Linked DNA regions of Mus musculus: region 1 is linked to region 2. A link is a contact called in ENCODE Hi-C data. All regions are on one chromosome and are shown on one strand. Each heading gives the region's core, a stretch centred on a gene start or an enhancer-like site at or near the end of the contact. The rest is flanking DNA. Distances are from core to core; before and after follow the strand shown. Region 1 holds the start of Qrich2 (glutamine rich 2). Region 2 holds the start of Smim5 (small integral membrane protein 5).

Region 1 (4,726 bases), core at 581-3,080, 550 kb after region 2:
ATAGAGAAGCTACTGAGGGGCAGGAAGCGCTCCTGGGGCCTCTCAGCCTCACAAAGAAGTATGGGCAAGCCAGGAATACTGAGATCAGGAGAGCGTCTTCTCTAGGGGAATCATGCCAATATCAATGGCCAGTCCTGACAACATACGGACGAGGAACACTACACGGAACGAGCAGGATGCACTTTTATATTTTTACACACACACACACACACACACACACACACACACACACACACACACAGAATGGAAGAAAAAGAAGCCATGAATTTGAAAGAGAACAACCAAGTGTATATAGGACAGCTTGTGGGAAGGAAGAAAGGGAAGGAGGAAATGATGTAAAATGTTAACTTATTAAAAAAATAACAAAATATGATTAAAAGGTGTTTTTGTTTGTTTGTTTTGCTCTTTTGGGTTGTTTGTTTGTTTGTTTGTTTGTTTGTTTTAGGACACGGTTTCTCTGTACAGCTCTGGCTGTCCTGGAAGTCACCCTGTAGACCAGGCTGGCTTTGAACTCAGAGATCTGCTTGCCTCCGCCTCCCTAGTGCTGGAACTGAAGATGTGTTTTATGATATATAAATTAAAGGAAATACACAGTAGGAATCGGGCAGGAGAAGAGCCTGTATCAGGCAGGGGAGGAGCCTGTATTTCAACTCCTGCATTGGTGCCCCTGCTCGGACCCAGCTGAGCGGCAGTCAAGTGCTCCCACTGTTCTGCACTGCTTTGGATGCCCTCCGAGGCCTGTGCATTTGAACACTTGGTCCATGGCTGTTGATTCCTTTGTGTTGGTGGAAATGTAGCCTGCCAGTCTCCGGCTCTGGCAGCCAGACTTGCCTATCCTTCCTTGCCGTGAAGGGCTAATCTTCTCGAAGTCCCTTTTCGTCATGGTATTTTATCACAGCAACAGAAAAGTGACTCCACACCCCCCCCCCCCATGGCTGGTCTCCAGGTTGGTGAGGGCTAGGTTGCCAACCCTCTACCCTGACCCTGGGAGGGGCCCTGGACCTTGGCCACAGACTGTTCACCTGATCCTGTAGGTAAAGAGACGCCTCAGAGACAGAGTTCTCCATGGTGGCCTTGCCTCGGTCCTGGCTCTCTCTCAGCTCGTTCAGCTCCTTCTCGATGTCAGACACGGTGACTCTGGAGCGGTCAGAGAGCAGCTCGTCCCACCACTGCCCAGAACCCTTTGCTCAGAAGAGCAGAGGCCTGGCTGTGGGACACACAGCACAATAAGGCCACCAGGAGCCTCTGTCTAGGGATCCCAAGTCAGAGAGGGGGTGGTGTGGTGGGTCATAGCCCAAGGAGGGACACTGGCGTTCCTCCCAGTCCTGGTGCTGCCATTTTAGGAATGTTGAGGTGGGGGGAGTCCTTCTACCAGATCTTGTAAAGACTAGGACACCCTGAGGAGCCGGTACAATCCAGATGAGAGACAATGACCATTGCCGGATGTGGGGAGGTGGAAGGCTGCCTCTATACCTGAGCCTTAACCATGAGGCCAGATGCACCACCCTACCCCACCACCCCACCCCCGAGGTGGCGAAGGAGTGTCACCTGAGGATGCCCAGCTGCAAGCTCAGATGGTTAGGTTTCACTCCCTTCCCTCCGGTGGTGTCAGCAGCACTGTCCACAAACTTCTGTATCTTCTCTAGCTACAAGCATAGAGGAAGCCAGGTGTCAGACAGGCCTGAGTGGCGGCTTCCCGAAGGCCGCCGACTGCTTGTTCAGCCCCTCTTCTATCTCATGGGTGAGGCGGTGGGTACCCAGCAGCCTCCTGCAATGGCCTCCATCGCTAGAGAGTTCCTAACAGTGCTCGCGATTGTTAACTTAGAACTACGGAAGCCGACCCTCCCATACGCACTTTTGCCTTGTCCTGCCGAACTTCCTTGTTCAACGTCTTTAGGCTCTTCAGCTGCTCTGCCAGGTCCTGGGGTATGGTCTTTTTGACTACGGGATATGGAGGCCAGCATCAGGGAGTAGGATTCCCTTTGGGCTCTTTAATCTGTTTTACAGTCTTTCAATAATGAACTGAGCCCAGAGGTCAAGTCAGTAGATTACTTGATCCTGTTTTCACTGGATCAAGTAATTGGGCAAGGAGGTAGAAGAGGAGAGGACACGTGTCTTTCAACATGGTGTTTGACTGCTAGGTATCTATCTCCTGCTGCCTCTGCCATCTCTAGCTACTACTAGAGCTGTGACTGGGTAGTGGTGAGCTTCGTTCTGCAGCTCTCCCCCTGACGCCCCCCCTCCCCCCGTGCTATGCTCTCACCTTGCACACCTTCATCTCTGCTGCCCTGACAAAGGCCCAGAAGCCTGCTTCATGCCTCTCTCAAGTCTACCCCAATCCTGCTGGCTTGGTCTCACACTCTGCTATATACACATCTGGCCTCCCCACAGGCTGCTGCTGCCGCCGCCACCTGTGGAGTCAGGTCTGGGTAGGAGTGTGTTCTGCCCCAGGGAGAGAGGGAGCGAGGCTACTTTCCCTCTGTGGCAAAGGATGCTCACCTATCATTGTGATCAGGTACTGGATTTTCTCGAAGTCAGTCTGGCCGGCCAGTTCCTCGTCCAAGTCTTTCAACTGTTCCTTCAGTTCTAAATAGAGGGAGATGAGCTCCCCGATCAGGCGCAGTGTTTCCACCGCCATGGGGAAGCTTGGAGGCAGTGACTCCTGCCGCTGCTGCTCTCGACGAGTCTCGCTTACTGATGAGAACTGCTGGAGATAGTTCCAGGAATCCTGAGTCCTGGAGTCGGTGATAACTTGTTCTGGGGCAGTTGGGGCAGCCGAGTCAAGGTGACTTAGCTCCCAAGAGACCTGGGTATCCACCTCAACTCTCTGGACTTCTTCAGGCAGGCCAGCCTCTTCTATATCATACTGAACTTCAACTGTCCTTGTCTTGGCTTTTTGACCTGAGATCCGATGGACCCCTTCAGGAAGTATACCTTGCCTGGTTTGGAGTGCTGTAGGAAGCTGATATAACTGGGGCAATTGTGGTTGCTGAGGTTCAACCTCCATTGTTGGAAAGCGAAGGTCTATGCTTGGTGTTACAAAGTCTGGCTGAGTTGGAGTGGGTTGTCTGAAACCACGTGGAAGTGTAGCAGGTTGAAATATACCACGAGGAAATATACCAGGGTGAATAAAAGGAGGTGGGGCCAAGTCAGGCTGACCCAAACCCTGAGGGCCTGCACCAGGCTCAACCATCCCAGGCTGTATCCTGTCCAGCCTAGCTGCCCCAGGCTGTAAGAAACCAGGCTGATCTGCCCCAGGCTGTAAGAAACCAGGCTGATCTGCCCCAGGCTGCAACAAACCAGGCTGATCTGCCCCAGGCTGCAACAAACCAGGCTGATCTGCCCCAGGCTGCAACAAACCAGGCTGATCTGTCCCAGGCTGCAACAAACCAGGCTGATCCATGCCAGGCTGCAGTAAGCCACGCCTTTCTTCCCCTAGCTGCTCCATGCCAGGCTGCACCAAACCAAGTTGAGCTGCACCTGGCTGCATCAGGCCATACGGAGTCAGGAGAGACTGCACCAGGCCTCGACGGCTTGTACTAGGCTGCACCTGCCTAGGCTGAAGAGTTTCAGGCTGCACCGGGCCTCTCTGATCCGTGATAGGCTGCACCATCCTAGACTGAGCCAGTCCAGCCTGCAGCGGACCACCCTGATCCACGACAGGCTGGACTAACCTAGGCAAAACTCCTCTGGGTTGCAAGAAGTTACGCTGAAGATCAGAAGGGTCCACAAAACCATACTGGTACATTCTAGGCTGTACCAAGCCACGTTGGTCCATGCCAGGCTGCATAAAAGCACTCTGGTCCACTATAGGCTGTGCCAAGCCAAACTTGTCCTCACTAGGTGCTCCAGGTTGTGCCAAGTCAGGTTGTGCCACACCCTGCCGGGCCTTGCCAGGGTGTGCCACACCCTGCCGGGCCTTGCCAGGGTGTGCCACACCCTGCCGGGCCATGCCAGGGTGTGCCACACCCTGCCGGGCCATGCCAGGTTGTGCCAAACCCTGCCGGGCCATGCCAGATTGTACCAAACCCTGCTGAGCCATTCCACCTTGGGCTAAACCACTCTCATCTGCACCAGGTTGTACTAAATCACGACGACTCATTCCAGGTTGTATCCACTCAACTTGACCTACTCCAGGTTGCATCAAAGCGCGCTGACTGTCACTAGGTTGGAGTAAACCACGTGCTACACCGGGCTGCACAAAACCATATCGATCAACTCTTGGCTGAACCAAACCATACTGACCTATACCAGGTTGGCCCAAGCCAAGTGAGTATGCAACAGGCTGCCCCCAACCACTAGGAAGTATACCAGGCTGGACCATGCCAGGCTGAACTGCACCTGATTGCAACACACCAGGCTGAACTGGACCTTGCTGGACCATGCCAGGCTGAACTGCACCTGCTTGCAACACACCAGGCTGAACTGGACCTTGCTGGACCATGCCAGGCTGAACTGCACCTGCTTGCAACACACCAGGCTGAACTGGACCTTGCTGGACCATGCCAGGCTGAACTGCACCTGCTTGCAACACACCAGGCTGAACTGGACCTTGCTGGACCATGCCAGGCTGAACTGCACCTGCTTGCAACACACCAGGCTGAACTGCACCTGCTCGAAACACACCAAGCTGAACTGCACCCGGCTGGACCATGCCAAGCTGAACTGCACCGGCTCGCAACACACCAGGCTCAACTGCACCCGGCTGGACCATGCCAAACTGAAC
Region 2 (4,530 bases), core at 1,807-4,306:
TCAGGATCGAAGCCATTCCCCTGTGAGGGCCCGATGCAGGTCTTGCTCCAGCTGCTGCTGCGCTCCAGGGCATCCAGCTTCTTCGTTATGGCTGCAGGATTCTGGCAGTAGTCACAGCCTTTGGCGCAGGCGGGGGGTGCATCCCCAAAGTACTTAGCAATGGCAGCATGGCGGCACCTAGAACAGGCAGTGAGTGCCGAGGGGCTGAGGGGCTGAGGTGGCTAGTGTTGGCTCATCCTGTCTCCAAGCACTGAGTCACTCACTATCCAGCACCACACTCCATATCTTTCCAAAGCCTTTTTTGGTTTATTTTATGTGTATCAGGAGGTCAGGAGAGTGTCAGATCACCTGGAACTTGTTATGGATGGTTGTGAGCCACCGTGAGGTGCTGAGAACTGAACCCAGGGGCCTCTGTGAATACAGTCTATGCTCTCAACCTCTGAGCATCCCCCAGTCTCTGTCCTGTACCCTTTTATCCACAGGGCGTGGGAAGCATCATCTGGTGCTGCCCATGGCCGAGCCGGGGCCAGGGAGGTGAAGCAGTTTCCCTACAGGTCTGTAACATATGAGCCTCAGTCTGTTTGGTTACCTGTAAGCTCTAGGGCCCTGCTCTTCCCTCTGCCCAGGGACCAGGAATGCCCTGGAGAGTCAGGCTCTGCCACCAAGGCAACATCAGATAGGCATTTTACTGTGAATGCCACAGCCTCTCTACTGCTGTGGGGCAGTGTTACAGTGGAGCACAACGGTGCTCCATCGGGCTGTGAGCACTGATGAGATGTTCTACAAGTGTTCCTCACCGTGGGGAAGGAGGAGAGGACAGGAGAGCCCAGCCTGTCTTTAGTACTTGTTATTTAGAGACAGGGTCTCACTCTGTAGCCAGGGCTGGCCCAGAGCTTACTGAGTACTCATCACAGTAGACTGGGATGGCCTCAGAACTCAGAAAGCCGCCTCTGCAACCATGCCTAGTCTTTTTTTGTTTGTTTTTAAGATAGGGTCTCACTACAGCTCAGGGTGGCCTTGAACTCATGAGCTTCCTGCTTCAGATTCCTGAGTTCTGGGTCTGTAGGCATGAGCTCCCACAAACAGTTTTCATGGGTATCTTGATCTTCCCTGAGGGAATTAGGCTTCCCCTGGCGCCCACCATGAGCTTTTTGCCCTAGGCTGAAGGCTGTACCTAGCATAGCTCCTGGAACAGATGATTCTCAACCTGTGGGTCTCAAGCCTTCTGGTGCTTGAAAGACCGTTCATAGGGTTTACCTAAGACTATCCACCAAAAAACATATATTACAATTTATAACTAGCAAAATTCCAGTAATAAAGAAGGAACAAAAAGGATGTTATGGTTGGGGGTCGCCAGAGCATGAGGAAGGCTGAGAGTCACTGTGCTAGAGGCACACAATGCTGAGAGCGGCCATCATGCCTAGTCACTCGTGAGCCCACTCACCAGGGAGATCCAGCCTCACTAGAGCCTCACTAGAGCCTCCCTCTCAGCCTCTAACTCCAGATGTTCCCCTGCGGATAACCACTTCCTGCCCAAGCTGGTGGCAGGAAGCCCACCTGGTGCAGGAGGCCAGTCTCTTTTCGGATCCCCAGGCTGAGGCCCTGGGAGAGGCCACTGTTCTATCAGGGTCCTTACAGTCATCTCTAGTGCCAGAAATGTGGTACAGGGTTGGGAACCAGAAGAGACAGCGCGAGGCAGGGCAGTTTGAGTGCCCAGGCTTAAGATTAGCCGGCACTAACAGCTTTGGAACAGAGGGTTTTCTTAGTCTGAATACTGCTTGCGGATCTGACCCCACACAGCAGGCTACTGTAAGGAAAGCAAATTGCAATGCCACCTTCTAAAGAAGTAGGGTCCCTCCAGCAAAGTGAAGAACAGCCCTAAAACTGCATAGAAGTGGCAGGAAGACAGCTGAGACAGCCACTGGGGGGCGCTCTTGCAGCCAGCTCCCACTAACACTGAATATACACGACAAATGTTCCCTCTGCCTGTACAGTGGTGGCCTGTCCTGTCTCTGAGAAGCTTTGGCATCTAGGCACTGTGACCATATGGTTGTCTACACCCTGCCCCAAGCCCTGGCTCACTGGGGTTTTGTGCTCAGATTCAAAGGGCTCCATTGACTGCAGAGCTGAGGTCAGTCCTCCCCCTGCAGCCTGGTCTGCTGGTGGCAAGACCGACAAACGTTAATGGGCCAACAGAGCTGTCATGCAGACAGCTGAGCAGAACGAGACCAGCAGTGACCTTTCTCTTAGAAGGACCCAAGGCCCCTCACTAAAACAAGCAGGCTACTTTTCTTTCTTTCTTTTTCTTATTTACTTATTTTTTGTTTTTTTCGAGACAGGGTTTCTCTGTGTAGCCGTGGCTGTACTGGAACTCACTCTGTAGACCAGGCTAGCCTCGAACTCAGAAATTTACCTGCCTCTGCCTCCCAAGTGCTGGAATTAAAGGTGTGCACTACCATGGCCGGCGCAGACTACTTTTAGAGTATCTAGGATCCTCATCTTCCCCCCAGATGCCCCTGGGTAGATGGCAGAGTACCACACCAGAGGGCTGCTTGAAAGCTTGCTGACGTGCTTGGGTGATCCTGTAGCCCGGTTTTCTTTCTGGCAGAGGGCAGAGAGAGCAGCCAGAGTGTGGCCCAAGAGACAGACCAGGGTGGTCAGGGACACAAGCCAAAAAGGCCATCCAGAGGGTGCTGGGGCACCCAAGAGCGAGTCACTCCACCCTCTTCCTCTGGCAACCTCAGACGGAGCCCCCCGGGGTTATTTCCACAGGGAACCACAGCCAACCACTTCTGTCATTAGCCCAACCCCAGCCCTCCGCCTACAGCCTACAGCCTACAGCCTGGCTCAAAGGCAGGAGGAGGGCAGAACAGGAGGAAGAATAAGAGAGGGAGCCGTCTGGGGATCCAGAGAGCAGAGTGGACCTCTAGGCAGGGAAAGGCATAGGGCGTGAAGGGCAAGTCAAGCTCAGGGGAGGACTCCCTGGGCTCCTCCTCACAACTGTAATTTGACACCTAGATCTCCAGGACAACCAACAACAAAAAAGCTGAAGCGATGAGGCGCTGAAGCTGGACAGCAGCTGGCTGTCAGCAACCGGGAGCTAGCACCAGGAGGTGCCCGAGTGAGAAGCAGCCGCCTAGGCAGGAAAGTGGCAGCGCTGGTGAAGAAGTCAAAGGTGGTGGCCAAAGGACTTCCAGGAGGTACATAGAGGCTCTGTACTGGGACACCTCTTCGAGGCTCCCCACTATCTGAGCTCCCAGGTAAGAGACACTGGCTAGAGGTGACAGGATCGGGAAAGGAGGGCAGCCAGGGTCTCGTATCTCTGGCGAGGAGTCACAGCTTAGCATGAGCTCGGAGAGGAACGTCTTGGGGGATATATTAGGCCACTCTCCTATGGGAATTTAGTCACCTCCTCTGTGTGTATACCTGAGTGCTCTTCCCCTGGGACCTGGTACTAGAGAAGGGGGATGTACTGCTACTCGGTGTGTGGCACAGGGGCTGGGGGCTGCTGGACACATCCATTTAAACCTTTTCTATTCAGTGAGTTTAGGATATGGCCCCCAATCTTGCTGAGCCTCCATTTCCGAAAGGATTAGGGCTGAGCCCTCCCTGGTTCTCAAGAAGGCTCAGGACAAGGTGTGCCCAGCCTGCTGAATGGCCTCTGGCCCCAGGAGCTGGTAGAGCCAGCAGCAGAACTGCCTACTTGGATGCTGGACAAGAGCAGCAGCTTTCCTGTCTTTTGGAGTTCTGACCTGCTCACCGCTGTGTGCTTCCGGCTCAGGATCATCCTAGGGAGGAGTCTCTGCACCCACTTAGATTACCAGGACCCCTGATCCTCCTTTGGCAATGATCTCTGAAAACTGAGCCAGGGATATGCACCCTAATTCAAACCCCAAGTTTGGAAAGGAGTTTGTGACTACATGAATGAGTTTGGAAAAGACCCCAGAGTCTCTTCCACACTAACTACTGTAATGGTTGCCCCCAGACAGCTCTTCTCTTCAGTCCTTGTGCAGGGCAAGCACAACCTTCTTGGGCAGGGCCTCACGAGAGGAGGCTGCTAAGCCCTTCTGCCTCCTGTCCTCACACTGGGGTTCAAGTCCCCGTGAGACGTCCCTTCCAAAGCAAACACACTGTTATCCAGTAAGAAAGAAAAACATCATTCAGTTTTGGAAACCAAGGGGAGGGCCGAGAGTCTCTTTGGCTCAGCAGAGGGGGTGCACTCTGGTTTGTGTGGGACTGGGAAGCTAACTCCTGTGGTAATACTAACAAGTGTGCAACAGAGGGACTGCACTGCAGCTGAGCCACATCTGGGACACACAGGCTCCAGCAGTCCCTGAGCTCAGAGGGAGGCCCAGCTTCTATGGCTGCAGGAGAGGAGCTCGCTTAGTTTCTATTGGCCACCAGAGCAGGAAGTTCTCTCCATTGTCTAGAAAACTTGGGGACCAGGGCAGCAGAACCACCAAGGCTTCAAGCACCCACTTTTGACTCCAAACCGGAGCCCCAGCACTGATGGAGTTGCTCAAACACTCA

Evidence for each region. Hi-C counts contacts between places; a loop is a spot of excess contacts on that map.
Region 1: a map of T-helper 17 cell shows a loop between it and region 2 (2.1-fold over the local background). The contact joins the promoter of Qrich2 here to the promoter of Smim5 in region 2. A Hi-C loop is called at or near these places in 1 of 37 maps with a recorded cell type or tissue (T-helper 17 cell).

The regions. Positions count from the first base shown.
Region 1 is chr11:116,452,517-116,457,242 of GRCm38, forward strand. It overlaps Qrich2 (glutamine rich 2), which reads right to left and starts at 1,831. Exons shown (of 14, transcript NM_001033267.2): 1 at 1,549-1,831; 2 at 1,023-1,137. The coding sequence starts at 1,067.
Region 2 is chr11:115,897,083-115,901,612 of GRCm38, forward strand. Smim5 (small integral membrane protein 5) reads left to right here and starts at 3,057. Exons shown (of 3, transcript NM_183259.3): 1 at 3,057-3,260. It overlaps Recql5 (RecQ protein-like 5), which reads right to left. Exons shown (of 19, transcript NM_130454.2): 8 at 1-177.